Linked DNA regions of Mus musculus: regions 1, 2, 3, 5, 6 and 7 are each linked to region 4. The links are chromatin loops, found by intact Hi-C in ENCODE. Cell type or tissue: heart. All regions are shown on one strand.

Region 1 (4,000 bases), 200 kb after region 4:
ATACCTAATAAAAAATGGAAAAAAAAATCAGTAAGACAAAAGGATCGAAGGTGCATTTCTGAGGTATAAAGGTATCAAGTACCAGGCTCCTAAATTGTATACTTGCTTCTTCCTCTTTACACACTGAGTTTGACAGCAGCCTGGGCTACATAAAAGCCTGTCTCAAAAAGAAAAAAAAAAAAGGTCCATTTTTTTTTTTTTTTTTTTTAGGGAGATTTGGGGTGGGACTGACAAGTTTCAAAAGATAGTGCTGCCAAACTGGTAAATGGAATGATATTCAAGGGGCTAGCCAAAGACCATCTTGCCTGGTTTTGAAATGTTTTATTGGAACATGGGTCCATTTGCTCACACTCTTATTTTTCTTTTGAGCCGACCCTTCTGAAAACACCATAGCAACATTAAGCCTGACTTCCTCACTCTGGCTCAGTGAGTGCCTCCCTTCAGAGGGCTGGCAAGTAACATGTGAACACCCAGGCTGCCAAAGTCTGATAACTGTCAAACAAACAGACTTTGGGGTTTATGGACATGTGGAACCCTTCTTACTACTTCAGTGAAGCCTCATGAAATCAGTTTTACTTGGATGACTGAATGAGTATATAAGTTCAGAGCAAATGTCTGCATTGCATTGATGACCACTTCACTTGCATCAGGAATTGGGCGAAGTGCTTAGTCCTGCCACGCTGTGTGGGAATGACAGTACTTACTCATAGATGCCCTGTGTGTTGTTTAAATAAAGTAACCCATGCAATGTGTTGGAATGAATATCTCCCACATGGAACACACTGAATCAAACTTAGACATCTATTTGACATTCATGACTTATCCTTTAGCCAGGCTATGGGTAAAAAAGCACAGTCTGAAAACCAGGAACGTTTCTTGACTGCAATGAAGAACAAGTCAAATGATGGAGAATACAGGTCCCGTGATTTCAGACTGGAGTCTTAATTATCAATTATCTATCATTGTGACTACTGTATTTCTCTTTCTTTGTTAGTTTCAAGATTTAAGGTTGACTAGAACTTTACTATTAATTCTACAAAGTTATTTATAAACAAGCTTTTCACTCAGATAAATTACTCATCTTATCCTATGTAATATACCATCATCATTCATATTTAAGGTTTTTTCCCCTCTTAATAAGAAAACATCTTAAGTCTCCTTTGGAAGATGGAAGGACATTGTTTATCCTTCTCTTCCTTTAATGAAAAGAGGATGCAACTTTATGTGTCACATAGCTAATGCAGAGACAGTTTCTTTGCTTTAAATGTTAAAGTGATGGGAAAGTGTTCCCAAGACAGGTTAATAATAAACAATGACACTGTTTAATGGTATTGCAGAAAATGATGTTAAGCTGGGCACAGTGGTACATGCATTTAATCCCAGTATTTGGGAGGCAGAGGTAAGCAGATCTCTGAGCGTTAGAGGCCAGTTTGGTCTACAGAATGAATTCCAGGAGCCAGAGCTACATAGTGAGACCCTGTCTCAAACAAACAAATCAAACAAACAACAGAATCTAACACTTAAGTTAACTAAACCCTAAAGTAGTAATTCGATATTTCCAATATCTATTTTTATCATAAATTCAACAAATGAAAATTGTGTCATTTTAATAGCTCAAGATTCTGAGAAATGTCATTCCTATAGGTAACCAGTGGCTTATTATTCTTATAGGGTATTTTTGTTTTTGTTTTTTGTTTTTTTGTTTGGCTTTTATTCCATAGCTCTGTCAATTAGTAAAGTCCATTTAATCTATGTTTTTTTTTTCTCTTCATAAAAAACAATGACTAAACTTTATCCTTCATGTGTACGGGAGGATCCAACTAGAAGCTGCCCTAATCAAAGGGTTTGATAAATTTGTTAAAAATACTCCTCACTCTGTCTCTGTGTTTTCTTACAGAGCAAAGCTTGGATAGCCATTTTTCTCTTGTAAGTACAATTCACTTGTTGCAGATTCACACTGTGAGTTCATTTTGGAGGAAATTCTTATGTGCTATACGCTTTTTATATGGGACACTACACTCTGATCAAGAAAGTATTCATTTAATTGCTGTAGCTTCTGTTGAAATGCATAGGGCTAAGGTTAGATGACTCAAGTTCTCAGCATTTCTGTTCATACTCAGAAGTGACAGAATCGGGAGATGTGATGGTGTGTTGGCCCCTAGAGGGTCATTAGTGAAGCTATTCCTAGCACAGCTGCTTACAGAAGACATGAGAGGAAGTGTAGAGCAAGAAGAGGAAGAGGAAGGAAGGTCCTTGCCCCTATGGAGTCTGAAAGGTCTTGGAAGGGACCAGGACTAGGGCATAGCCTCTATCACACTGCAGATGAAGGTCAGCATGCAAAGGCATGATGACTCCACAAAGAGAAGGTGGTTCAACATGAGACTGACCAAGGGTGAAGAGTGATGTGAGGTTGGGCAGTGAAAACAGCTGGGGGCACAGATGAAGATGTTTGCAAAATAAAAACAAACCCCAAGTCTATTCTTCTAAAGCTTAACTTTTAGAATGGCATTCACTTATTTATGATTGGTGGGGGGGGGGGGGGATGAATGCAGTACCTTGGTACATGTGTAGAGGTCAGAGGACAACCTGTGGAGCGCTCTCCTTCCACCACTAGGTTTCTAGGTTGCTCTGACCATCATTCTCAATAGTAAGCACTTTTATACACTGAGATATTTCTCTGGCTCCTTTAAACTGTAAAAGGGCATGTTATCTGATATATTTGTATATGTGTGTATACAACTATAGATGTGCCCCTGTAGAGCAAGTATTGCTCCTCAGATACTGGCTTGGAATTTGCCAAGCACACTAGGGTGGCTGGTGGTTGAATCCCTAAGATTTTCCTCTTAGGTGCTAGGATTTCAAGTGTGTATACCAGACCTGGCCTCCTTTATAATGTGGGTTTAGGATTTGAACTCAGGGCCTTTAAAACTAAGTTATCACACCAGCCCTCTCAGATATGTTCTAAATGGTATCTACCTATGTTTGTTCAGCGCTAGAAAAAACTGCATGATTTCATCTTTGAGTATTTAAGGCACTGTTGAGGCCTTTTGGTCTGTAATTAAAAAATAAATTCCACATCTATAAGGTGCATAGAAGCCTACAAGGCCAGCAAACTCCTCTAAAAGTGACACCACTAATTTCACAAAACACTGTCCCTAAGGAATAGATATTTAAAGCCTAGACACACAGGGATGAGGCTCCCTTTCTAAGCTGCTTAATACTGTCTCAGAGAGATTAGATCTCCTCACTGTAACTAGCTGATTATCCAGAAACTCAGTGTGCTGAAGGGATGTAAGGATGGTGATCAGATATGGAAAAGACCACTAGTAAGAAATAGCCAACCAATCGACAGCTAACATTCCCACCGATACACCAATGTTTGTGAACACCAGTGATGCTGGTTCTCCTCAGAGAAGCCTCATCTTCTTCACCTTAACCATGTGGGCAGAAGGTAGGAAAATGTGAAGAATATCTTAGATTTTTATGTTTCCGCCTGCACACTGGTCTTCCTCACACCTTATTTCACACTGTGTCATGTTCTAGAGAAAATACCACAGGAAGCAATAAGGTTTTCTGCCTTCCAGACTATGTGTTCATGGCCCTGTTTGTTCAGCAGCTGTCACATAATTTCATAAAAAGTAACAGACACAAATGTCTCCAGTGACCATCCTTTCCCAAGGCTATCACTTTTCCAAAAGGCCATCGTGCTTGTGAATGTGGTACACGCTGCAAACGAGCACCTGCCCAAACACTTCTTTGATCACCCACCCTAAAGTCTGTGCCCAAGGCACTCTTCACCAACAAACGATAATCACATTTTCAGGGGAAGGGCCAGGTAGATCTATGCTTTGATTGTTTATCACACTGACAACGAGAAATATATAGAGGGTAAGAACTTTGTCACGGGCTAGTTTCTAGAGTAGAGGTAGGCAAGGGTATAGAACCACCATCTTCTGAGCTACAGAAGCTTTGCTGTGGGTGAGCTATGGGTCGCTGCCCC
Region 2 (4,000 bases), 160 kb after region 4:
ACAAAGTCCGTATTCTGCGGGGTGTCTGCTTAAGCAGCGTTACTGGTAGGAATGGATCGATAGTTGAATAACATTTTTTATACATAGATATATAAAAGACAACCAGGAAAATTAAATTTCTTTAAAACTATCTCACCAATTGTTTTTTTTTCTCCTCCAAGACTCATCACAGACCGAACCAAATTCCTACTTTATCCTTTAGTTATTTTTTGAGGTTAGAGAAATAATTTGTAAATATTTATTTAGACCTTTGATATTTATTAAAGCAATTACTCAAAACAGAAGTGAAAGAGTCGGGAGAAAAGCCTTTAAGACAGTTTTCCCCGGTTCATCAGGGTCACTCTAAAGATGAAAGGAAGGAGCCGTCTGTGAGGCCTCCTCCACGCAGTGCCGGTGCTACTGCAGACGGCGTAACTACTGCCACACACGCGCACGGGGCGAGCTCTTTTGTAAAACCAACCGTAGCCCAGGAGCTCCCTCGGGTTATACAGGAACTGCAATAGCTTACAGGCACCACCGCCCCCTCCTCGCTGCCGTGTACCATCACTGCTGCTGCGCTGCCCGAACAAGGACACTTGACGGTCTTTGATTGTTTTCAGACGTTGATCCACCCCTGTGAGAGCAAGTTATTGTGGGAATATTTTTGGTGTAAAATCATTCCAGAGTATGTACTATTTACCTGATAGCTGCATGAACGTGAGGTCCCTGTTACTTTGGCTTCTTGTCTCTGTCGACACGGCTGCACATTTCCAAGTAACTACAGTGTGAAAACTGTGTGTTTTAAAAAAAAACAACAAAAAAAAAATTAAAAAAAGAGATTGTGGCCTGGTTTTGTAAAAGTTTTAGGTAAAATTACAATTGATTGTTTTAGGACTCATTAAATTTTTCTGCAATCCTAAAGCTCTATCAAGGTGTTGAGTGTCCCGCTCTGCACACTGTAAGTACCATTGTGGCTGTCCAGTTCTATGATGCCCTCTGGCATTTTGTAAGCTGCTCTGACTAGCAATATATAGATTTCATTTACTGTGTTAACATTGGTTAATAAATGTATTTAAAAAACCCAACAACTCTTGTCAGTAAGCTGCTTCAGCTCAGTGTCTGCTGCCAGACACAACACAGCTACAGAAAAGCTTGGTCGAGAGCGGGAGTTGCTCATGATGATAGTGAAGCCATGTCGGGAGCTGGGTAAGAGCACTGACTGCTCTGGCAGATGGCCCCTCACAAGCATCTGTCACTCCAGTCCCAGGGAAGCCAGTGTCTTCTTCAGACCTCTGTGGACTCCAGGCACACACATGGTGCACACCGCTATGCAGGCAACACAATTCACACACATAAAAATACAAAAAAAAAAAAAAAAAAAAAGGAAAATGCAAGTTTATCAGGTGCAGTTCTTCACTTCAACATTTATACTGGATTCCATGGGTCACTTCTCAGAAAGAAGAGGGCGAGATCATGTACTTAGGGCTGCTCTTGATGGACTCTGAGCAGCCAGGGCCAGCTTGCTCTCATTGGGTGGCAGATGCTGCTGTTTTACCAGTCTCCGGCCTTCACGCCAACGTCAGCCCGTCTTCATGTAGCTCTGCGTGCTTTCAGCACTGCCGTCTAGTAGTGAGATCACAGTTGGGATGAGATGGTTTCCTCTCCAACTTCCAACTGTCATCACAAAAGATTCTGTTCATGTTGTCTTTGTCACTAAGCAACAAGCTCACCTGTGCTAAACTAAAACACAAGCAAACACCTCATACCCTGGACACCCACCCCAAGTCTGGACTTAACAGTTGTGTTCAGAAAGGTTTTCAACTGAGAAAGCCTTAACTAACAAGTATGAGTCCATAACAGTGCGGACAAAGTGACAGTCTCGAAGCCCAGGCCAGAGCTGAGTCAGTGAGGGCCGTGTGCCTGGAAACAGAGAAACAGCTCACATCTCACAATACTTTCAAACCTGCACAGGACCCTGCACAGAAGTGGACTCCACAGGGAAATGGCTGCATTCTAATACATTAGAAGGAAGTCTTTTAGTCCAGCCACCGATACCCTGGTCTGGCAATCAAGACCAGGAAAGTATAGACAGGTCAATTGAAAGTGATTTAATAATGAACCTGGATGTGCTTGACTGGTGAGTCACAGAACTCAGTCTCAAATTCATATTGGCTTAACTGCAAACTCCATTTTTTAAATGTATCTGCTGTGCTAGACTCTAAAGTTTAAAGACCATCTGAAAGTTGTCAACAAGTTCAACATCCTGAATGATACCCGTCACCTCAGCTGGCTTCTCCACTCCCTCCACACCCCTCACTGACTATGAAGGTGCGGCAAGCAGCTCTACCTGTGTCTTCACCCAGGCTCTGACTTAGAGGAGCACCAACCGAGTGTCAGGAGGCCTTATTCATGCACTGTTAGGTCCTACACCTCAGTACAGGCATCCTTAACACATTCCCAAGTGCTGCCACTCTGAGGACCACAGATGTATTACCAGGGAAATAAGTGTTGAGCCAAATGCCTGTGCAAGACAAACTGCGTAAAATTCTATAGGTGCCTCATGCCAAGAATTACCTTGTCCTTCATGTTAAGAATTATTGACCTAATCAAATTAGTGAAACATTATTATGTAGAGAGACAAATAGACTTACTGTAATTAAGTTCAAAGTGTTCATACCTACGCAGCTCACCCAGGCACTGCAGATGTCAGGATCCATGGAGTGGGCCTGCAGCTTGGGAGGCTGGAAAGTCATTTGCTTGTGAGCTTCCAGGTAGTATGGCGTGAGCTGACCAGAGACCATCACTCTTGAGAGACAAGTTTTGAGGCTGTGAAAACTCAGACAGTGAGTGTTACTACATTGAACTCCATAAAGCAAAAATGCTGTGACAGGGACATAGAATGCTACAGAACTATAAAATTCTACAGAACTATACATTTCTTAGTAGGCATATTGAAAAAAAAAAAGCACAACCAGGTAAGGTTAATGTTGTGTCTCATCAAACATTTGTAAATAATATAAAATTACAATTATTATGTGTGAGACAGGGTCTCACAGATTCAAGACTGGCCACAAACTATGTGACCTTGAATTTCTGATCATATGTGGTTCTGGGCATGGAAGCCAGGGCTTTCTGCATGGCAGGCAAGCTTTCTACCTGTGGAGATATACCCTCAATTCTAATTATGGTTGAGGCCATTTGCATCCTTAGTGTGTACCAAGCTTTCAAAATCTAGTCTTTTATTACTTCCCCCATGTCTCCACTGAAACTAGCTGCATTGTTCCTAGTGCCCAATGACTTTCTTGTCATACTTGTCCTGACTTACTGTGGCCTTCAACAGCAAACACATTTTAGAATGCTTGGGAGCTGCAGAAAACAAAACAAAACAAAACAAAACTTTTGATGGAGTTTGAGCCTCTTTAAGGATATTGTAGTCTCAAACTTGAGAGCCTGGAAATTGTCTGGTCATCACATTCAAAAGAAAAGTGAGACCCTCAACCGAAATCCTGTAATGTGACAAGCATTAACCTTGAGCGGACAGGCAAGGCAAAATTGTACCTGCATCCTCTAAGGCTAAGACAGACCCACAGGGAGAAGAGCATACATGCCCTGTGAGTAGGGCCTCACTGAAATCCCAACACTCAAAGAACCAGCAAGACCCAAGCAGGATGTGGGACAACAGGTGAGTGTGGAAAGGGCTGTTGATGTTGACGGGAGCTGGCAGAAGATGAGAGCTTTGGGGAAAAGACCAAGATCAAGACCTCATGCAGTTTTGGCTGTTCCCCTGACAAGGAATGTTTCTTCTTGGGGTGGGGGCAGCTGTCATTCAAGGGAGGTTCATTCTCCTGATTTTAAGAGGAAAAAGGTGATAGGACATTCTACCAGCTCTCATGCACAAGTAGAGCATTTCAGACTGTATTTCACCACCCTTCTGGGATCTGGTAAGTCAAGCAATCCAGAGGAAGACCAATGCTGTGACCCAAGGGGGGGGGGGGGGGAATAGAGAGAATTCTGCTTGGCA
Region 3 (4,000 bases), 660 kb after region 4:
CCAACTAGAGTTTACATCCCTACTAACTGGTGTTCACAGTACTGGAAGGTGCTCTGCACACTACCAGAGAAGAGAGCTAAACACCAACCCAGCTACAAACCCTGTCATCTGAGGCAGTGACCTGCCTGTGATATGTGTAATAGTAGAAAAAAAAAATATGTGAGAATAACTGATCACTCAGTATCTGACTGTACTGAAGGCTCATGCCATGGGATGGAACCCCATGCCTGGGGCAGTTCCAGACACAACAGGACTGAAGCACACAAGAACTCACAGACTGCGTCAGCTAGATAGGACACCAGGGCTGAGGGGAAAACAGGCATGTGCTCCCACCCATAACCAAGAAGCGATCTCAAACTGACAATAATTTGCAAAGGAAAGATTTGTTTGCTCCAACTGCATCTCACTGGGCATACACACCCCATGCCAAGGCCAACACAAAACAAACTCAATGGTATCTTTGTAGAGTTTTTGGTTGGTTGGTCCCCCCTGCCCCCATATTCTTTGTTTGGATTTCTTCTTCCTTCCTTCTTTCCTTCTTTCCTTCTTTCCTTCCTTCCTTCCTTCCTTCCTTCCTTCCTTCCTTCCTTCCTTCCTTCCTCTCTCTTTTTTAAAGATTTATTTATTTACTTTATGAATATGAGTACAGTGTCGCTGTCTTCAGACATAACAGAAAAAGGCATCAGATCCCATTACAGATAGTTATGAGCCACCATGTGTTTGCTGTGAATTGAACTCAGGACCCCTGGAAGAGCAGTCAGTGCTCTTAACTGCTGAGCCATCTCTCCAGCCCCTCTTTCTCTCTTTTCTTTTTTCTTTTCTTTTCTTTTCTCTTTTCTCTTTTCTCTTTCTTTCTTTCTTTCTTTCTTTCTTTTCCTTCCTTCCTTCCTTTCTCTCTCTCACTTTCTCTTTCTCTCTTTCTTTTTTTTTACTAGTCTTTTGCTCGTTTATTATGATTTCCAATTTTGTGTTTTTTTTATGGGGTTTGTGTTTCTTGGCTTTTGTTTGTTTGTTTGTTTGTTGTTTATGAAGACAGGGGTTTCTCTTTGTAGTCCTGACTGTTCTGGACAAGACTGGCCTTGAACTCAGAAATTCACCTGCCTCTGCCTCCTGAGTGCTGGGATTAAAGGCCACCACCATCAGGCTTGTTTGTTGTTTGCTTTCTAAAGGGAGAAAGAAAGATGTGTGAGCAGATGAGTTGGGCATCAGGGTAGCCCTGAAAAAAAGGAGAAATGGCTTTAGAAGACCAGGGCCAAGCCACCCGAAGGTGGGAAGAGCCGAGGAGAAAATGACAGAGGGAAAACCTGTCGTCTGAATAGATTGCATGAAACGATATGTTTTCAACTTAAAAATAAGAACAAATCACATATATGTAAATATATCACATATTTGTGTATATATCCTACCTACCTACCTACCCGTCTGTCTGTCTATATCTATCTGTCTGTCTATCTAATCTATCTAAATATTCACATCCATGAGCAGTAGGGTCTCCGGCAGTCTCTGAAGAACTCTCGCCAAATTTCTTCTACAAGCACCAGGAGGAAAAGGATGAAGCTGTCTCAAGACCAAGCTCGGTGTCTTTGCCTTTTAAACAAGAGTACAAAAGAGATCCTCCTACCTTCTCTTGCTGCAAACAAAGGGACTTCCCTCGAGTGCTTTAGGGTGAGGATCGAGCACCCCCGTGTGGTGGTGAGTCCTACACTGCATCGTCAGGACGCGGACCTTTAGAAATCAAGTCCTTTAAGTTTCTATATACACCAGAGATTTCAAACGTTTTCAGTGTTAGAAAAAAATTAAAAGAATAAAAACTGTTCTGGGCTGGTGCTGTAGGAGGGGTATAACTCAGTGGTATAACATGCTCGCCTAGCATTCATGAAGCCCTGGGTTGAGTCCCCAGGACCACACACAGCTTCCAAGTCTATAATTGCAGTACTCAGGATCTGGAAGCAGGGAGATTTGAAGTTCAAGGTCATGTTTAATTACATAGTGAGTTAGAAGCCAGTCTGGGATACATGAGACTTTGTCTTAAAACAAACAAAAAACAAACAAAAACAAAAAACAAAACACCCAACCAACCAACTAAATAAACAAAACCCAGCAACATTAAGAAAAAAAACGGGACCTGTTTTATACCAATGCATGTTGGAATCGCTGTATTTCAGCCTGCCAAATCAAATAAGGTCTTTTGACATTAATTTCACCAGCATTTTCTATGTTTTACTGGGATGAGCACACTTGTACACAGGGCTCGTGCTGTTTATATCACAGTACAGAGTTTAACCCTACTGAGCCTCATTACAAGCTTTGGCTGAACTTAACAAACAGCAACAAATGGGTCTTTGGCTACCTGACCTAGGCTGGGCAAATAGTCAAGGAGGCAGGAAGTGGGAGGCTGGGCCCTTTGCTCTCTCTCTGCCTGTTTATTGGAGTCCTGACCTGAGGTTAGGGAGAGGTCCTGAGGCACTGAGGCAGAGCTGACTCCGGAAATTTCCAAAGCACGAGGGAACAGTGTGAGCAGCATGTGATCACCACATATCTGACACGCAGGACATTTGCTTTGCTGTGCATCTGACAGTGAGCATAGATGCCACGCTGGGGGCTGTGTTGCAGACCACTCTGGCTGGGCGATCCCTTGTCATCAAGGTGGCCTCTGTCCCATGGGAGCGCTTCACTGAAAGAGTCCCTACCCTCACAGGCCCTTTAGGGACTCTGTGGTTGCCACTGGAGATGAACCTACCTCCTTGTGTGTCTAAGAGGAGTGAGACCCGGTTTCCCCGATTCTAAAAAACAATTTGTGGATGCTTTCGGTGGCGTTAACCCATTTTTTTCCTTGACCTCAGATGCACGAGCAGACACTGCAGGTATCAGGGGGCTCTCTGGACTTTAGAACCCCATGCTCCTTAACCATGACAATCCTCTATATATGGGAAACAATATTTTGTTTACTTAGTCTAGTCAAGAATACCATTAAATCTCTATTTCAACTTGACAGGACCTACAACCACCCAGGAGAGAGAGCTTTGGGTGCGTCTGTAAGGAAGTCTCTAGACTGCATTGACTGCACCGATTGTTATTGTCCTAAATGTGGGCAGTACTGTTCCTTGGGCTGGAATCCACGCTGCCTGGAAACGAGAGCATAAGCTAGGAACATGAGGGTTGATCTCCAGTTAAAGCTCAATGGCGATACAGTCCATGGTGGCGGGGAAGTCCCGGCCACAGGAGCAGGAAGCAGCGGTCATACCGGTAACAGTTAGGAAGCTGACGGAGAACAAGGAGGGAGGCTTAAACCTCCAGGCCTGCTCCTAGTTTAACCTACTTCCTCCAGTGAAGCTCCGCCTCCTAAAGGCTCCAAAACCACCACCCTCAGGGTACTGTTCAAAGAAATGACCCTAAAGGAGAATTTCATATTCTCACCACAACACCGTGAATACCTCACACACTAGGAGAAGATAGTAGATGGCTGATTACTCTGGGGATTCTAATAAAAAACAAGTAAACAACGCGATGAGTTTTAAGTTACGATAGTGCAGCTATAAACCAAACGGTGTGTGGCAGGGCGCAGGCTGCCAGCCTCTGTGAGGACCACGGCCATGTCGCGGGGTATTTGAACTAAGGTGTTGGACGATCAGAGGCTTTGCTATGGGGCAATGTGGTATGTTTGTGGAAGGGGACGCGGCAGTGTGGATGGAGAAGGGGTAAGCGTTTGGAGATGAAGTCAGAGGTGGGTGGGTGACAGCTCCCATCTCTGCTAGTCAGTTACTCTGTGAGTGCCCCAGGAGCTGAGGCAAGGGGAGGCCACAGCCTGCGGGGGGTGGGGGGGGATCCTTGGGCTGCTGGGAGGAGCAGGGAACTGAAGACCCTTTAAAGGCATGTAAGGCATGGATGTGCTGAACGTGGGTGAGTGGTCTCTGGAGGTCTAGAATCAGAGCTTGCCCAAGGCCAAGGAGTAACAGGCTCAGGATGCCTCAGATGTCTGAATGGTTAAGGATACAGGTGG
Region 4 (4,000 bases):
CTCCCATAAGATAAGGAGTCCATGCCACCACGTTCTGTAGCTACCATGACATTCTGCTAAAGCAATCAGACTGAACCCTGTGAAATGGCAGGCCAGGTCAAATCTTCTGTCACTTAGGTGGTTCCCTCGTGTGTCTGGACAGAGCGTTAACTCCACAAGTAGTTATCTGAACCCCATCTCATTCAGAGAATAACGTGGAACATGGCCTCCAGGCACACTTGAGCTCCCAGCAACTTGTATCTGTAAGTTGGCTATGACCTTGTAGGCAACAACAGTTAAATTAATCGATTCACTGAGCTATACTTGAATGGTATGGTTTCTTTGGTCTTTTGTTGGTTGCCTATGTGGGTAAGTAGATATTTGTTCATCTCTCCAGGAAAAGTTAACAATGGTTGATCCAGAAAAAAACAAATCAAGATATCAGAGGCCACACACACCCAATGTCTTCACTGACTACATAAACACTAGCTGCCAAAGCCACGGGCCCCAAGCATGTGTGCTGGGGCAGAGGACTGGTACTCCAGAGCTGAAGTGCTTGTTCACTGACTGTTGAAGCCGGTGTCTCTGATGGACAGGTAAGCTTCCCTCTACAGTACAATGCAGAGAGAAAAGTTATCCATTTGCTCCATCTGTAGCCAGCAGAAGGAGAAGATAACATGGGACAACACACACACATCAGGATGTTTTGGTCCAAAGGGGCACATCCACTCACACCCAGCATCTAGGATGCAGGCAGCTGCCACATCTGGAAATGTGCCTGCGAAGGAGAGGAAGCTGACTGCTCTGAGCGGATTTCTGTCTGTCAAGGTATGTGTCTCTATTGGAGGAGAGATGACTCTCATGACAGTGCCACCTGCTTCCTCTGTCTGGGTTATTTTAATTTGGTGGTGGTGTATGTGTGTGTGTGTGTGTGTGTGTGTGTGGTGTACTGTATATGTGCACACTGCTAAAGACCACACCTAGGCCTTGAACATGTTAGGCAAGCTCTCTACCACTGAGCAGTATTCCAAACCTACTGCATTCCAAGGTGGTATTAGCACGGTCATCTCTGTGTGACAGCTACAGTTGCACTGGAATTCACATAGCAGAGGAACATGGAATCTGGGAAGAGATTGGGTGAAGAACACGAAGCAAGAGAAGGGATTGGCTTTCTTGGTCTTTTGATTGAGCAGAAACAATTCACTAACTATTATGTGGGTCACCACATTTTGTTTTCCATTCACGAAATTTGCCCACTTCATTTAAATTTGAATATATATTCACACAACTTAATAGAGAGCCACAGACTCTATAAATAACGGGAATTTACATTTATACTGGGACCATTCTCCAGCCAAGCCAGAGAATGGGGACTGGAGAAAAGTTGGACGGAATTTAAATTCACATGTGGTGAGCTGATATCCATGACCTCCATCATCAGGATTCTCAAAGACTGAGAGCTTTCTGAATCCTTTCTCTACTCTCAACAGCCAGTGCTCCAGTCCAAGCCAATAGATTATTCTCACAGACATACAAATTCTAAGATTCAGCTTCTATATTAATCTTACATCCTGTACATGGACTTCATCAATACGGCAACCCCCACTCCCAAAACAGTGAGCCCAATAATTATGATTTAATCTAACAATATATTAGTTTGGACCGCGGAACCATGGAGCATGCATGCAGTTCTCCCGCATGACCACCAGAGGACACTGTGTGACCACTCACTGCAGTGGCATGGCCTCGCTTCAACAGGACCGGATTAAAGCATGATCTGTCTGTGGTCAGTATGGAGACTGTAACTGCAAAATAGCTTTATTTAGAGTCTCGGGATTTGAAATGTTGATTTGAGTAAAGGCAGAGTATATCCAGAAAAAAGAACAAAGAATTTGGTTAAAGAAATCGAAAGCTCCAACAGTTGGTGTGGGTGAATAACACCAAGCGTCAGAACTGATTGGTCAGTTTGCAGTTACAAGCGCAGCTCTGGCTGCAGCTGTGCACAGTGCTAGCTCAGGTACAATACTTTAGCTGGCCCTGAGCTCCGCTTTAGACACCATCTTAAATGGAATTTCCAGGGTTCCAAAAAGAAGTACGTATTTACTAATGCTATTCCATTATATTTGGAAATTTTTCAAAATTGCCACAGAAAAAAATAAGAAGTGCAAAGACATTCACACACCAAAAGACCTCTGGGGAGCAGCAATGGAGAAGGAAGAGAAGAAGACAGGGAGCCATAGACTTGGTCCTGGTTAGTTTTTCTCAACCTAGCAGGAACTGCAGTCATTTGGGAAGAAGGAATCTCAACTGAGAGAGTGCGTTCATCAGATTATGTTTTTTATTATTTTTTATTAGATATTTTCTTCATATACATTTCAAATGCTACTCCTTTTTCTAGTTTCTTTTCCAAAAATCTCCTATACCTTCCCTCCTCCTCCTGCTCCCCAACCTCACCCACTTCCATTCCTGGCCCTGGCATTCCCCTGTACTGGGGCATATAATCTTCACAAGACCAAGGGGCCTCTCCTCCCATTGGTGGCCAACTAGGCCATCCTCTGCTACATATGCAGCTAGAGACACGAACTCTGGGGGTACTGGTTAGTTCATATTGTTGTTCCACCTATAGGGTTGCAGACCCCTTTAGCTCCTTGGGTGCTTTCTCTAGCTCCTCCATTGGGGGCCCTGTGTTCCATCCAATAGATGACTGTGAGCATCCACTTCTGTGTTTGCCAGGCACTGGCATAGCCTCACAATAGACAGCTATATCAGGGTCCTTTCAGCAAAATCTTTCTGACATATGCAATAGTGTCTGGGTTTGGTGGTTGTTTATGGGATGGATCTCCAGGTCACAATAGAAAAGCAACTAATTTACAGCCTCTTTCTGTATCCACTGGGCAAACAGCAGCATGTTTAAGCACAAGTGTGGGACTGTACAGAACATTGTTGAACCTAGGCTGTGCAGAGTACAAAGCCTTGGGGGAGGGGGAGAGAATGTGTGTGTGTGTGTGTGTGTGTGTGTGTGTGTGTGTGTGTGTGCATGCACTGAAGGAGGGAAAGGGGTGTTTGTAGCAGCCTGAGGTCTGAGGAAAGCTGGTTCTGAGTCCAGTATTTTTTTCAACACAACAAGATCACCATTTCCAACTGTAGACAACTCTAATTCTTTTAACTTGTGGGCATCTTACCCACTGGACCATCCCTCCTTTAGCACAGGAGAGCAACCCCCCCCCCCCCTGCTCACAGTACCCTGTAATCACAGTACCCTGTCATCTCTGCTCACAGTACCTTGTAATCACAGTACCCTGTCATCTCTGCTCACAGTACCTTGTCAGTCATCTCTACTCCCACTGAGGTCCCTTGGGTTCCATATTTTCCTCATTCCCCTCCAAATCTAGCTGGATTGTAGAGGTAAGTTTATGATTATGAATAAAAACTAAATAAGAAAAATAAAAAAACAAGATAAAATAAGCCTTGGCCTCTGCCATGCTGGTTTCGGTCAAAATTTTATCACAGCAACAGAGAAGCAAACTAGGTAGACTTTACAAGACAAAAGAAACAGATCCTAACTAAAGGCTGAGGAGATGGCTCGACTGTACAGGACCAGCCTCGTAAGCATTAGGCCATGAGCTCACTCTCCAGGGTCCATGTAAAAAGCAAGGCAAACCGGGTGTGGGGGCGCACGCCTTTAATCCCAGCACTTGAGAGGCAGAGGCAAGTGGATTTCTGAGTTTGAGACCAGCCTGGTCTACAAAGTGAGTTCCAGGACAGCCAGGGCTACACAGAGAAACCCTGTCGAGAAAAAAAAAAAAACACACACACACAAAAGGTAAGGCAAGGTGGTCTGGATGAGGCAGAGGCAGGAGCATCTCTAGAAGGCCTGGCCTAGGAGACAAAGTTGCAGACCAATGATACACTGTCTCAATCAAAAAGACAGAAGGCATCTGAACACTGATAGCCAAGGCTGCCTGTCCTCTCAACTCCACCCACCTCCCCACCACCATACACACACAAAATGCACACACAT
Region 5 (4,000 bases), 380 kb after region 4:
TGGAAATTCTGAGATGATTGTTATGGGCTCCTTAATTCAGGGTTCCTGACAGATTGCTTGTATCAGTGTCTCTTCCTGGGTAAGGGTACTGTGCACGGGGAGGTACGGGTGAGAGAGACACAGTGCGTTATGAGGAAGATCCAATGTGCTTCTTGGTGTCATAAGATGTCCCTGAGTTGGCTTGTATTGACTCTGATTAGTCAGCAATCTAAGTGACATGGTTTAAGATTGTACTGACAAAGACCAGTTGGAGTAAGGATGAAGGCTCTTTAATAAAAGGTTCTATAAAGGACAATGAATACAGTACTTGACCCCTGAGAGAATAGCCTATAAACCTCACAATTTTACTCCAAGCTTAGAAATCATCTAAGGGCAGATAGAACTAAGACAAGTTTCCTTCCCACAAGTTTACAGCCCTCTGAAAGAGGCACCTCAGGCAAATCCTTCTGAGGCATGTCCTGTTCTCCAGTCCCCAAAGTGACTGGAGAGGAAACATTTGAAAGGTCCACTACTTCCTGGGGCTCAGGTTTCTTGTTTTTGTTTTTGTTTTTGTCTTGTTTTGTTTTGTTCTATAGCTTCAAGCACAAACAGCAACCAGTTAGCTCAGCTCAAAAAAGTCCAGTCATGAACTTGTCTAAATAAATCCAGCCAACCCAAAACAAAGTTACCTGTTTCACATTCAGTGACCCGTTGTAGATGGACACATATGTAGCAATTGTGTTCATGTGGGAATCTTTAAAACAGTAACAATAGCAAGCCTTATTGAGCCCTTGCCTGGTTCTAGGTGCTACACTTGACCTTAAGTACAGCAGTGTCTGCATTCAACAGCTGCACAAATCACCGTGATCTCAATGTTATAACCAATAATTAAAAGAAAAAACTGAGTTTGTGGCATAAAAATGAAGTCAGATTTGGATCTTAACCTACTCGCTGTGTTCTGGAGTCTCACAAGGGCTGGTTTGGTTTTATACTCTTAAAAAAAAAATGACTAATTTCATTTAAATTTCTACCTTTGTAAATATCCCATCTAACCTGAATGTGTGTCCTTGACTTTCAGGTTCTTCCCACTAGCTCACAGAAACCCATGCTCTGCCATACAATTGTGCCAGGCAAGCCTGGAAATATATTGTAGTAAAATCACCATGGTGTCAAAGCTCAGTGATGTCTGACATTTTAAAAGCAGAATAAAACTGCTTACAAGAATGAATTGGATAAAAACTCTTGTATTTTAGTGCAAACAAAGGTCTCAAATATGTAAACTCAAGTTACCACAGAAAAGGCACATATATGCTAAAGATTCCACAAGGCTGATTAACTAGGAGAGCTGGTATTGTTGCAAATCCCAGTGCCAAATTTCCTTGAACTATGCCTATCATTTAGTAGGCATTCGTTGCCTAGCATTGAGTCTCACCTAGAAGCTTACAATGGCTACCTTTTGGAATATATTAATTCATTAGACCAGTAGCTTCTGAGCAACATAAAAGCATAGAATATCAACAGATAGCATCTCATTTCCCCAGTTAGAGGTAGCCCATCTACCTCAAGTTCTGACCAGTGTATCTAAAAAGTGCCTTGACTTACTATCTCTCTTGTTCTAAAACTACAACAAACTTCATGACGTCAGGATTAATGAAATCTAAAATGAGCCAATGGCCATATGTGGACCATTCAGAGCCAGTGCACTGAGTCATGACAGATGGTCCTCAGTCATCTGGCAGGACAGAACATGCCACTATTTTCTCCCTATTTTCTTTACAGCTGCTTATCAAAACCTATTTTTTCTCCTCAATATTAACTGCTAGCATGGTTAAGTCTATTATTCTAGACATGTGTTTATTATCAACTTGTAGTAAAAACATTTAAGACTACTTAAAACTATATATCCTCATACATGTACGTACACACACACACACACACACACACACACACACACACACACCTTCCTTTTATTGAAATCTAATGTTTGGGGAGGAAAAGCATCAGTGCCCCAATAGGCAACCCAAGAAGTTAGTTCTAAGTTGACCACCAGGGGGCAATAAAGAGCAACAGACACAAGTGCTGTATCACTCTAAAAACCACTATGGGTATTTTCTAAGTGTTTACAATCCCAGTAGTGCCATTATACTCATATAGAGGTTCAAGGCCTACAGAGTGCTCCTATATATGTGAATGTGTGAAAATGGAGTTCTATTTCCTAATATTTTAGCTGTACTCTCATTAGCTACTGAACTGCTTTCAAATGGATCTACTAATGCAGCTTTAACGGAGTTTATGGGAGAAAATATTAGATTCAGTGTAAAGTAGCCAGCCATAATATGCTATTATGTTATCCTACAAAGCTGGTTAAACACAGAGAAGAAAAATCAGCATGGTATTTACTTAGGAAATGTCTTTCAAGTTTGTTGCCTAGCTCATCAGTATTTGCCTTTAGATTGTTTTGAGAAGCAGACTAGGAAAACTGGATCTTATCTAGATTCCAGGGTAAGATACTTACTGCAAAGAATTAGACCTACTCAAGTTCTGTCACATCAACATGACAACTTTGCCACCAACTTCAATCTCCTTGCACAGAATTTAAAACTGGAAATGGAGAAGGAAACAGAGGTGCTCGCATACAATTGCTCTAAACATCATTAAAGTGTACTGAATTAATACTTTCTGCATGTTCTTCTTGGAAAAATAATGTAAATTGTATGATTGGTGAATCTTGGTGAGGATGGCTATTTCTGTGTTTTGTGGTTAAGTTTAGCTGTGTTCATTTTCAAGATGTGGGAGTAGGATCCAAAATATAAGGGATATTAATTTTGCTTTTTTGTTGGAACAATTGGTTTGAATCTGCACACAAGGGTCCGCCCCTTCTGAGCTCAGGATCATGAAATAGAGACTTTCATCTGCAGGGGGCAAAAATAGAACTTCTATTTTTTAAGGTGAGGGTGGCACTCAGTGAGAACTTCAGTTTTCAAGTTTTGAGGTCCTGTTCTCCTGTTATTAACTCCTTAATGTTTTTCTTTTATCAAAATTTAATCACTAATTCCAAAATTAGTATCTAGCAAGATACTAACTAGAGTGCACTGTTTCTGAAGGACAGTCAGCCAATTTGCATAAGACTTGGATACCTGTGCTTTAAGACCTAGAAGAGCACTCTTGAATGCTGGTGCTGTCAGCAATGTGTCTCGTCAGTAGTTGGTCTGTGTCTAAAGGAATAGAAGAAGTCTTGAGTAGGTGCAGACAGTGCTGCAGTATGGGTATAAGTACATATAAATCATAAGTCTTTTCCTCTATCTTCTTAGTCTTGTAAAACCTCACAAGTGGGTGTAGGGGTTCATACCTGTCATCCCAGAATTTTACAAATACTATGCCAGGAGAATGACCTTGAATTTGAGCCCAGCCTGGGCTAGATAAGTTTTAGGTGAGCCAGGACTTCTCACCTAGCTAGCTCCAGACCCTATAGCTAAGCAATGCAACATACACATGCATGCAACACACACACACACACACACACACACACACACACACACACTGTTGTTTGGTTTCTTTTCGTTTTGTTTTCCTATATGAAGGTCTCAAGGTCACCACAAAACAAGCATCCAAATACTAAGTTCCAAGAAAACATGTTATTATGATCATTTAGCCTGATCATTATTAAAGCAAGAATTATCCCAAAAGATACAAGTTGATCATGTTATCATGCTCATAAATTAAGAGGCACATAGAAAAGAACATTTAATGGAAGTGAATGTTTCATTTTCTGGTTTCTGAATGAAAAAAAAAAGTTGATTTCTGGCAAACCAACAAACATTAATTAGGTAACTATACACAATGCTTCCAGAAAATTTAACAAATAATATAATCCAATTAGTTCTTTAAAGTGCTATGAATATTGCTGAGTTGTAATGGTAATATGTCCATAATTAAAATTGTTACAAAAACATTTAAATTTTTAATCCCAAATTAACCATAAATGGATAGGAATGCAAACCGAGGTGTTAATATTTGGCAC
Region 6 (4,000 bases), 210 kb after region 4:
TACTTCTTGAGAATAACTTCATTACTGCATATCTGAATAAAATAATGAGTTCCATGACCTTTTCACAACGCACAGACACCCCTTTCACTTCCTCTTGACCCCCTCAGCTTCCTGCCAACTCTTCCCTCCAATTATATCCCACTGTGCTTTTATGCCCCCCTTTATTTGTAGGGAAAAAAACAAACCTAGATTCTACATGAGAGGAAATACTTCAATTTGAAACTGGCTTGTTTAATTTAACATGATAATCTAGTTTCATGCATCCCCCTGCAAATGATGTAATTTCATTTGTCTTTATGGATAAAGCACACTCCATTGTATCTATACACACACCCTTCACGTTAGCACATTTTGGTATAGAAAAAATTAGAAAACTTGAACAAATTTTTAAAAAAGGACATATTCAGTTCATCTAAGTAAAAAGACTTTCCAACAATGGGAGAAGATTGAATTGGGCTTTGAAATTTACTTAGTACTTCCCATTATAAAAAGTATGCAGCCTATTGTAAAGGAAAGAAGACAAAAACAGGGAACATGTACGTGGAAATGTTTAACAAGCTGTTGGTAGCTACTTCCTGCTTTGATATCCTCAACGTCTGTGTGTGTGTGTGTGTGTGTGTGTGTGTGTGTGTGTTGGGGGAGGGGGGTTACCCAGTAGCAGACTGCAGCAGCTACCCTTTCAAGTATCAATGGCAGGGACAGTGTAGGTAGGGGCCCGGAACCCATCTGCTTTCCTGCAACTGAGTCTAGCATTTGCTGTGAGCCAGCTCAAGGAACTCCTCTTATCTCACCCAGGACCAGTAAGTGCTGGGCACAGACTTGAAGTGCTCATTTGTTATTTTTGGCAATCTTAATCTTGTCACTTCACCCTTCACAGGTTGAATTTATCAAAAAAGAAAGGAAATAGTGAAGGAAACTAGTGAGGAAAAGGAAACCAACAATATTAACCCTGCTACGTCACTGCAAAGCTTCCTTCAGAGAATCATATATATGAGTCTCAACCTATGGATCATGACCCCTTCAGGTGTTGAATGACATATTCACAGGGTTGACGATCAGATATCCTGCATATCAGATAATTACACTATGATTCATAACAGTAGCAAATTACAGTTATGAAGTAGCCACAAAATAATTTTATAGTTGGGGTCACTACAGCATGAGAAACTGTATTAACAGGTCACAACATTAGGAAGGTTGAGAACTATTGAAATAAGTGGTTTTCTCATATCTAATTTTGAAATAAGTCTGACAGCCCAGTTTGGCCAAGAGCTTCTCTTTTGCCAAAGTTAAAATATTCCAGGATGCAGTAAGTGATGTGTATAATGGCTAGAAAGGAAGTCTCCAAGTAAAAGCAGAGAAGGAAACGGTGTAGCACTCACATCTGTGTGATGACCAGAGATTTGTCTAATGTAAGTAAGCACCTGCCAAGGAAAATCCGCTGAGCAGGTCTACGCTGCCACCCGGCACTGAGACTCAGTCTTCTGATACAGCACTCCATGGTTTCAGTGAAACTTACCTGTAAGCAAATTGCCAGGTTCACTCTGCAGCCAAATGAAGTACTAACAGCTCGTGGGTGGAGACCCAAGTCCTTAAAGAGCTTTGAGAAAGACTGTGTAAGGGCGATTCGGGGACGCTCTTCTGCCACAACCACACAGGTTCTTACCCGGGACAAGTCCAAGCCTCGTGCCTGGAAATAAGGACAAGGGACACTAGCTAAGCCGTCAACATGTGTAGCCATGTGTAACCTACACAACCTTTCACTCAGAATCCCACAGGAATACTCTTCACTTCTAGTGCCATCTGTACCCAAAGTGTTTCTGTAAGCTATCTGCGGAGGTTAGTGTAACAAAACCAAAACCAAAACAAAACAAAATAAAAAAACCCTAGCCAAGCCAGTCAGCTGAAGAAACACAGGACAAAACCATATAAACATTGCAACTAGTAAAGATATCATTGAAAACATGTTTGAAGCAATAGCAAGAACGACAAGGAAAAGGGTGAGCAAGCACACTCACGGGGGAAGAACAAGCATTAGTGTGCATTTTTGGAGGGGTAGGACCTGACAAGAATGGACACATGATGGGGCTAGAGAGCTGGGTCAGTGCTTAAGTGTGTGCTATTCTTCAGAGGATGCAGGTTCAGTTCCATCACCCACAGCTCATGGCTCACAGCTGCCATTAATTCTAGCTCCAAGGGACCAACACTTTCTTTGGCCTCCACAGGTTATCAGCAAACACGGTGTGTTCAAGTGTGCATCTGCACTTGCGCACACACACCTTTGAAAAAAGAATGCATATATTGGAAATGTGTTTAAACAGAAAGGCAGAACTAAAATGCTTAGACAACTTTCTAATGACATTTCTCTGTTTATACCTGATGAGACTTGAAAAGTCACAGACCAACTTTCATTATCAAGCACATTTCCATAATTATTTCTAAGGTTCTGCCACAAATATAACCAGCTGAACTGTACAATGACACACACAGGAGGAGGAGGAGGAATTCAATGAAATGAATGAAAATACTGAATTGTTAAAGTTGCCACACTCAGGCTGGGCTGAGAGAGATGAGATCAGTCACTTCTGATCTCACTGTGGCCTCAAGAGAAGGTGATGGCGCACAATGAGTAATGCTGGCTGGCATAAAGCGAGCTGTTGACAGGGGACTGCCCAAACTGGGCCCCTCAAGCTGTTGGAACAGCAGATAACTAAAGAGTCCCTCATGTGCTTTACCACTGGGCTACATTCTCAGACTTCAAGATAACTTTGATATGAAAATCTGATGTTTTACCATAACTGCAGACACACATTGAATAGGAACAACTAAACTCTGGATGATACTAGTAACTTTACTTGTGACTGTTGAAGTGGCTGGGCTACAATAGCAACTCCAATTAGCAGTACAAATTTATCTCTATAATTCTTTAAATGCAGAAATGTGGGTAGAAAGGTTGCTAAATCCTCTGACTTTAAGTTTCTCATCTTTACAAGGGACAGTAGCGTGTCCTGATTCACAGAGCTGTGGCAAGTGTCAACTCAATTGTGATAGCTCTGATAATTATGTACATGCCAACAACAAAGGCTGGTAAAAAAGTACCTGACCATTTTGTAAAACAATATAGGTCGATCTAAGAAATACTCTTTGTAATTCTTCCTCATATAAATATGTAATTTCATAAACTGAATTTATATAGCTTAACATCATAGTTACATATCTTGTTTTATTGCACTAGGATGAATAGGAAAAAGTTCAGAGGAAATAAATGTGCTAGGTTCTTCTTGACTATATGTGTACACACAGAAACATAAGTAACCTGTACAGCTATAGGCAGACACACACACTGCATATACAAGCAGAGAATAGCAGGGTAGAACACTATCGAGACATTATTTTTTCCCTCTTATCATTAACTAACAATTCAACTTACCATGAAAACGTCTATTAAATTCCCCCAAAAGAAAAAAAAGAAAAAAAGAAAAAAGAAAAAAAAAAGTAAAAACCCAAATACTGTTCACTTAGTTGCAAAATAAATTTTTGTTACAGTGCAGACCTTCAAATAAGGGCCTTCCAGCCAATGAAAGCTGATCACATAAACATTTTCTACTTGAACACCAAATCTAGCTAGGAACAGAGACAATTTACATCTTTTGACAAATACTGGAGAAATTGAGGACAAAGTACTTTCACAATTCTTACTAGTATCTGACAGTGGGTAAGTATTCATGAGGAAAACCTAAAACCTTAACTTCTTCTAAATCAATCTGCAAGCAGATCACACGTCAGCTCTTTGGAAGGAATATGCTGCCTCATCAAGTGTGCGAGTGTCCTTTCTCAAGACTAGAGTGGCCTGGAGTTCTGGTGAGCATTGAGGCCATAAGAGAGGCTGTTTACCTTGAGGGACTCAGTTTGTGAGCCCAGCCCTTTCGTGCAAAGCTCCATCACCGAATAGGAACAGAAGGTATCCCGGACTTTGTATTGACTCACAGCAAGAAGCCAC
Region 7 (4,000 bases), 280 kb after region 4:
GAACCCAGCATAGGACACACACACATATTTGTGTGTCTATATACTTTAAGGAACACTCACATAGCATACACTGGCATTTAAGAAAGTGAATCTAAGGTGCCTGCCATACTATGCATACAAGGACGCGTCAGCTAAAAGATGCCTTTTCTGGAGGAGGCCCTCCTCACCCTGGCAGGCACTTGCTCATCTCCTTGTAGCCCTTTACAGCTCTACTGCTCTTTCTCCCTCAATTCCTGCAGTTCGAGATCCCAGGTCTACTGAGTGCCTCTCTCAAAATACCATTCTGTTCACCTAAAGCGGTAAACATACCAGACTCTGACATTATTCCCTCTAGAGGTTCATCTGAAACTTTTGTTTGTTTCCAGGCAGTGTTTCATTCAGTAGCTCACTTTGGCCTCATTGAGCCCAACCCATCTGTTTCAGTATCCCCACTACTAGGATTAGAGCAAGTGCCACATAGCCCACTTTGGAAATATTTAGCAACACAACCAACCAATCAACTATGACTTGAGCTCTTTGGAGCAAGCCAGATAGCCTTGACAGCATACAAAAATTCTCAGGCAGCACCAGACCCGGGTGGCTGTTATGCAGCCATTCAAGTCACAGCAGGACCTTGGTCTGGCCCAGTATGCATGTTCTGTCCTGTCATCACTGGCATACACAGGCTTCACACTGTCAGCCTGGCTGGGTCTTTGCGGTTGCTATCCCTTTGTACCCAGACTATCACCCTTGTGGATAACCTTTGTTCCTCAAGGACATCTTGGCGAAACCTACTTTTTAGGTTAGTAAATCCACTTGGCTGACAGAAAAACATACAGGTTCAGATACCACAAGATAGTGATAATCATTTTCCTGATGTCACTGGCAAGGCTGGAGACTGCTTTTTCTTGTCCCTCTCTCCTGTTGGGTCACCAACTTCTCTTGATAAAACTGCCTAGATGTTTCCCTTTCACTACCAGGATTATAACTGAATAAATAAAAGCAAGCTGTTACTTAAGGCATTCAACCAGATTCAGGCTTAAGAACAAGGACTGTTGAGTAGGACCTTTAAGGAGCTCCAGTGGCCACTGAACAGGTGGGTGCAAGGATTAGCCTTCCCGTACTTCCTCCTCATTTACTCATACAATCCTGTTATCTCACTTGTAACCGGGGAGAAGAGTCAGGTAAAAGTAAGAAAACTGCTCAGGCCAACAGGCTGCTATGTTATACATGCACAGGCAGGAAAGAAAGTTCAGCACAACTGTTAGGGAAACACAAATTAAAACCACAGTGAGGTTACTTCGCACCTGCTGGCATGGCTTTCTTATCAAACAGGTGAACAAACAGGTGAGGACAAGATCCTGAGAAATGGGGGAGAGATCCCTACAAACACCAGCAGCAAAGCTACTGCAGCCCTGGGAACTACACACAGCAAATCTACTAGGGGCTGCTAATAAGGCTGGTGATTACAAAATTATACAATACTAGCTACTTACTGGCCCCACAGTTGGAATATACAATAAAGATAAGAGCAAGTTTAGACATTTAATTTGAAAATAAGATATGACCAATCAGAACCAGGACTTGATAAGACAGGGCCATGCTATGCTACCAAATAAACGGAAGCTTCACCTTACGGAGGAGCACACCTGCAGATGAGACATGCTGGGTATGTGTGAATAACTGTTCTCACAAATTAATGCAACTAATGAAAATCTGGTCTGAGTGTTAGAGACAGCAAGAACATGTCACTGAACTTGCACAGCAAAGATAAAAAGTAATTTACAAAACTGTAGTCTACACATTCTCACCCAGTCATGGAGCCTGACACTTCCCTCTAATAGAGCTTAATGAACAGTGAGTTCTTTACCTTTCTTGTGAGTGGCACTTCAATGGGGACAGGAACAACTTCAGCCAGCAAGCAACCATAGAAGGCCACCATGAAAGCAGCAGGGTCATTGTTGGGGAACACTAGCGCCACCTGGAGACGAGCAAGACACACAGCTGAGTCAACAGCAGGATTTATACTTCCATGGACAGCAGGATGAAAATTTCAGGTCCCCAACAGGTGGACAGGCAGGCCAGTAAGATCAGTACTTAGGAGGCTGACTATGGACTATATAAATTAAGAGTGACCAGAGGCTACAGAGCAAGAATCTATCTCAAAAGTGATGGATGCTAAGAAAAAATGTTTTATGTAAAAAGAATAACAGATATTTTAATAAGTACCCCATACTTTTTCTTCAACTTACACGGAAGGGAAGTATTAACAGCTGTCAGCTATCCTCCCGTACCAGACAGAATCTCATTTTATTGTTTGCTTGTGTTCCACAGCCACATAATTTTCATATACAAAAAAAAAAAAACAAAAAACCAACAACAAAAAAACAAAAGCAAAAAAACCAACCAAACCAAAAAAAAAAAAAAAAAAAAACCAAAACCAGTGTACACAGTATATGTGTTTTTACTCTTTTTATTGGTCTAAATAAATAACTCTGCATATTCTGATAACGTTCTTACAACTAAAATTAAATGTTTATATAATTCTTTACTAGGTATCTGGGCAAATGCTTGCTTAGGAGATAGACCCAGTTGGACTGAATTCAGATGCTAAGTTATTTTTTAGTTTTAGTAGTATCTTATATGCAATTTTGGCCTAAGTCATAGTTCCTTCTATGAGAAAAAGAAAAAGCAATAACAAACTGCTCCTAATTGTCCTGGTAACAGTCAAATGGCAGAGTTTACAGAAGCATGATATATCACATGCACTACCTGGCATAATTTCAACATCAGTCTTTTAATGCTGAACGTGCATATTTTCACTGCCTACTACTATAAAGACTTAATTGCTCCTGGTCTTCCTTGTTTATCCAACCTGCTCAGTTTAACCAGTCTAAGAGTAGATTACAACCCACAACACATAATACTGGATATAATTTCTAAATAGGTTTCCCAACACTAACAATATGACCATATCCTCAAGTTTTTCCTCTTATGGATTCTTTTTCATTGTCCATATTTCTCTTTTCACACCTTGCTATGTTCCCTGGAATTTGTGTTTAATATATTTAACACAAAGGTTTCTTGATATATTTTTACATTTTTGGTATATATTTCATGTTTTAAATGTGTTTCCTTTATATTCAAAGGTAATAAATATTTGAGCCAATTTCTCCATGCTTTTTTAAAGAATTGAGACAGTTTTGGTGTAGATATAAATTAGGAGAAATGTGTTAGGTGGGTTATAATAATTAAAGTATAGAGACTGTACTCAGGCAAACTAGAATGGCTATGACACTTCACTAAGCAGTATCTTCTGGGATGGCCATCCTACATGCAAACTCTCTGAACATCAGTATGCGCTACATGACTGTTTGCAACACAGCCAATTTAATATTTAACCTATCCTAGTGCTCTCTCAAATGGTATTGCCAACTCACTGGGGTTTTACAAAGTTTCCTGTATGATAAGAGTTCTTTGGTTGGTTGGTTGGTTGGTTGGTTAATAGGATTCCTACTGTGTTCTTCAGGATGCAGCTTTTATTTTCACATAAGCCCCTCTAACACGTTGCTGCACCTATGGTGTCAACTCTTTACAAACCTTGTGGGTGTATTTTCACAGGCACAGAAATCCAAAGGTTTAGCAAATATGCATCATTTTTGTACTTTTTGAGTTTCAAATGGATTCTTTAAAAATGTTTTAAGTAGCCTTATTAATTTTGGTAAGAACATTTAGATAAGGTAGTCTAGCATATTTAATATCCAAGATAAATAGGCTAGCATAAAAGGATACTGGTAGTAGTTTTGAAGCCAGGAGCTGTATCTTAAATTTAGCCATGCTGGGTATTTTGTAAGACAGGAAAGGTGCTGGAGAAAGATTAAGTTCTGGAATACATGATTTCTTTTCTACATAGCTTAAAAGAAAACCAGCAAGAACAAGTTGGAAAGAGAGTAAGAGGATATATTTGTATGTGTAAGCATATTAACAAAAACTAATTTTTGAGACCACGTCTCATGTGAAT

The links. A loop is a pair of places that touch in the nucleus more often than their neighbours do. Peaks named below come from ENCODE experiments on the same cell type or tissue, not always from the same donor. Only the 100,000 strongest peaks of a DNase experiment are listed, where the experiment ranks them.
Region 1: a loop joins it to region 4, with 2.9 times the contacts of the local background. A loop is called at or near these places in 6 of 42 quality-filtered maps.
Region 2: it touches region 4 in a loop (2.4-fold over the local background); 7 of 42 quality-filtered maps call a loop at or near these places.
Region 3: it touches region 4 in a loop (8-fold over the local background); 38 of 42 quality-filtered maps call a loop at or near these places.
Region 5: it touches region 4 in a loop (5-fold over the local background); 10 of 42 quality-filtered maps call a loop at or near these places.
Region 6: it touches region 4 in a loop (3-fold over the local background); 4 of 42 quality-filtered maps call a loop at or near these places.
Region 7: a loop joins it to region 4, with 4 times the contacts of the local background. A loop is called at or near these places in 11 of 42 quality-filtered maps.

What each region holds. Positions count from the first base shown.
Region 1 is chr13:9,640,332-9,644,331 of GRCm38, reverse strand. The region is part of intron 31 of Dip2c (disco interacting protein 2 homolog C); the gene reads right to left. Among named protein-coding and RNA genes, the nearest start is that of Gm36423, 32 kb to the left of the region's middle. In heart, no CTCF peak of the experiment used is centred here; no DNase peak of the experiment used is centred here.
Region 2 is chr13:9,681,900-9,685,899 of GRCm38, reverse strand. It overlaps Zmynd11 (zinc finger, MYND domain containing 11), which reads left to right. Exons shown (of 15, transcript NM_001199141.2): 15 at 1-1,064. Gm36423 (a long non-coding RNA gene) reads right to left here. Exons shown (of 4, transcript XR_873120.3): 2 at 2,657-4,000; 3 at 680-771. Among named protein-coding and RNA genes, the nearest start is that of Gm36423, 9.4 kb to the right of the region's middle. In heart, a CTCF peak has its summit at 2,453; no DNase peak of the experiment used is centred here.
Region 3 is chr13:9,179,744-9,183,743 of GRCm38, reverse strand. No RefSeq gene overlaps it. Among named protein-coding and RNA genes, the nearest start is that of Larp4b, 88 kb to the right of the region's middle. In heart, a CTCF peak has its summit at 1,693; a DNase peak (open chromatin) is centred at 1,683; H3K4me3 peaks cover 358 bases.
Region 4 is chr13:9,844,701-9,848,700 of GRCm38, reverse strand. No RefSeq gene overlaps it. Among named protein-coding and RNA genes, the nearest start is that of Gm40665, 50 kb to the right of the region's middle. In heart, no CTCF peak of the experiment used is centred here; a DNase peak (open chromatin) is centred at 1,670; H3K4me3 peaks cover 228 bases.
Region 5 is chr13:9,465,464-9,469,463 of GRCm38, reverse strand. The region is part of intron 1 of Dip2c (disco interacting protein 2 homolog C); the gene reads right to left. Among named protein-coding and RNA genes, the nearest start is that of Dip2c, 190 kb to the right of the region's middle. In heart, a CTCF peak has its summit at 2,035 (motif pointing right); no DNase peak of the experiment used is centred here.
Region 6 is chr13:9,634,785-9,638,784 of GRCm38, reverse strand. Dip2c (disco interacting protein 2 homolog C) reads right to left here. Exons shown (of 37, transcript NM_001081426.2): 30 at 3,895-4,000; 31 at 1,520-1,690. Among named protein-coding and RNA genes, the nearest start is that of Gm36423, 38 kb to the left of the region's middle. In heart, a CTCF peak has its summit at 2,078; no DNase peak of the experiment used is centred here.
Region 7 is chr13:9,561,074-9,565,073 of GRCm38, reverse strand. Dip2c (disco interacting protein 2 homolog C) reads right to left here. Exons shown (of 37, transcript NM_001081426.2): 10 at 1,850-1,960. Among named protein-coding and RNA genes, the nearest start is that of Gm36423, 110 kb to the left of the region's middle. In heart, a CTCF peak has its summit at 1,972 (motif pointing left); no DNase peak of the experiment used is centred here.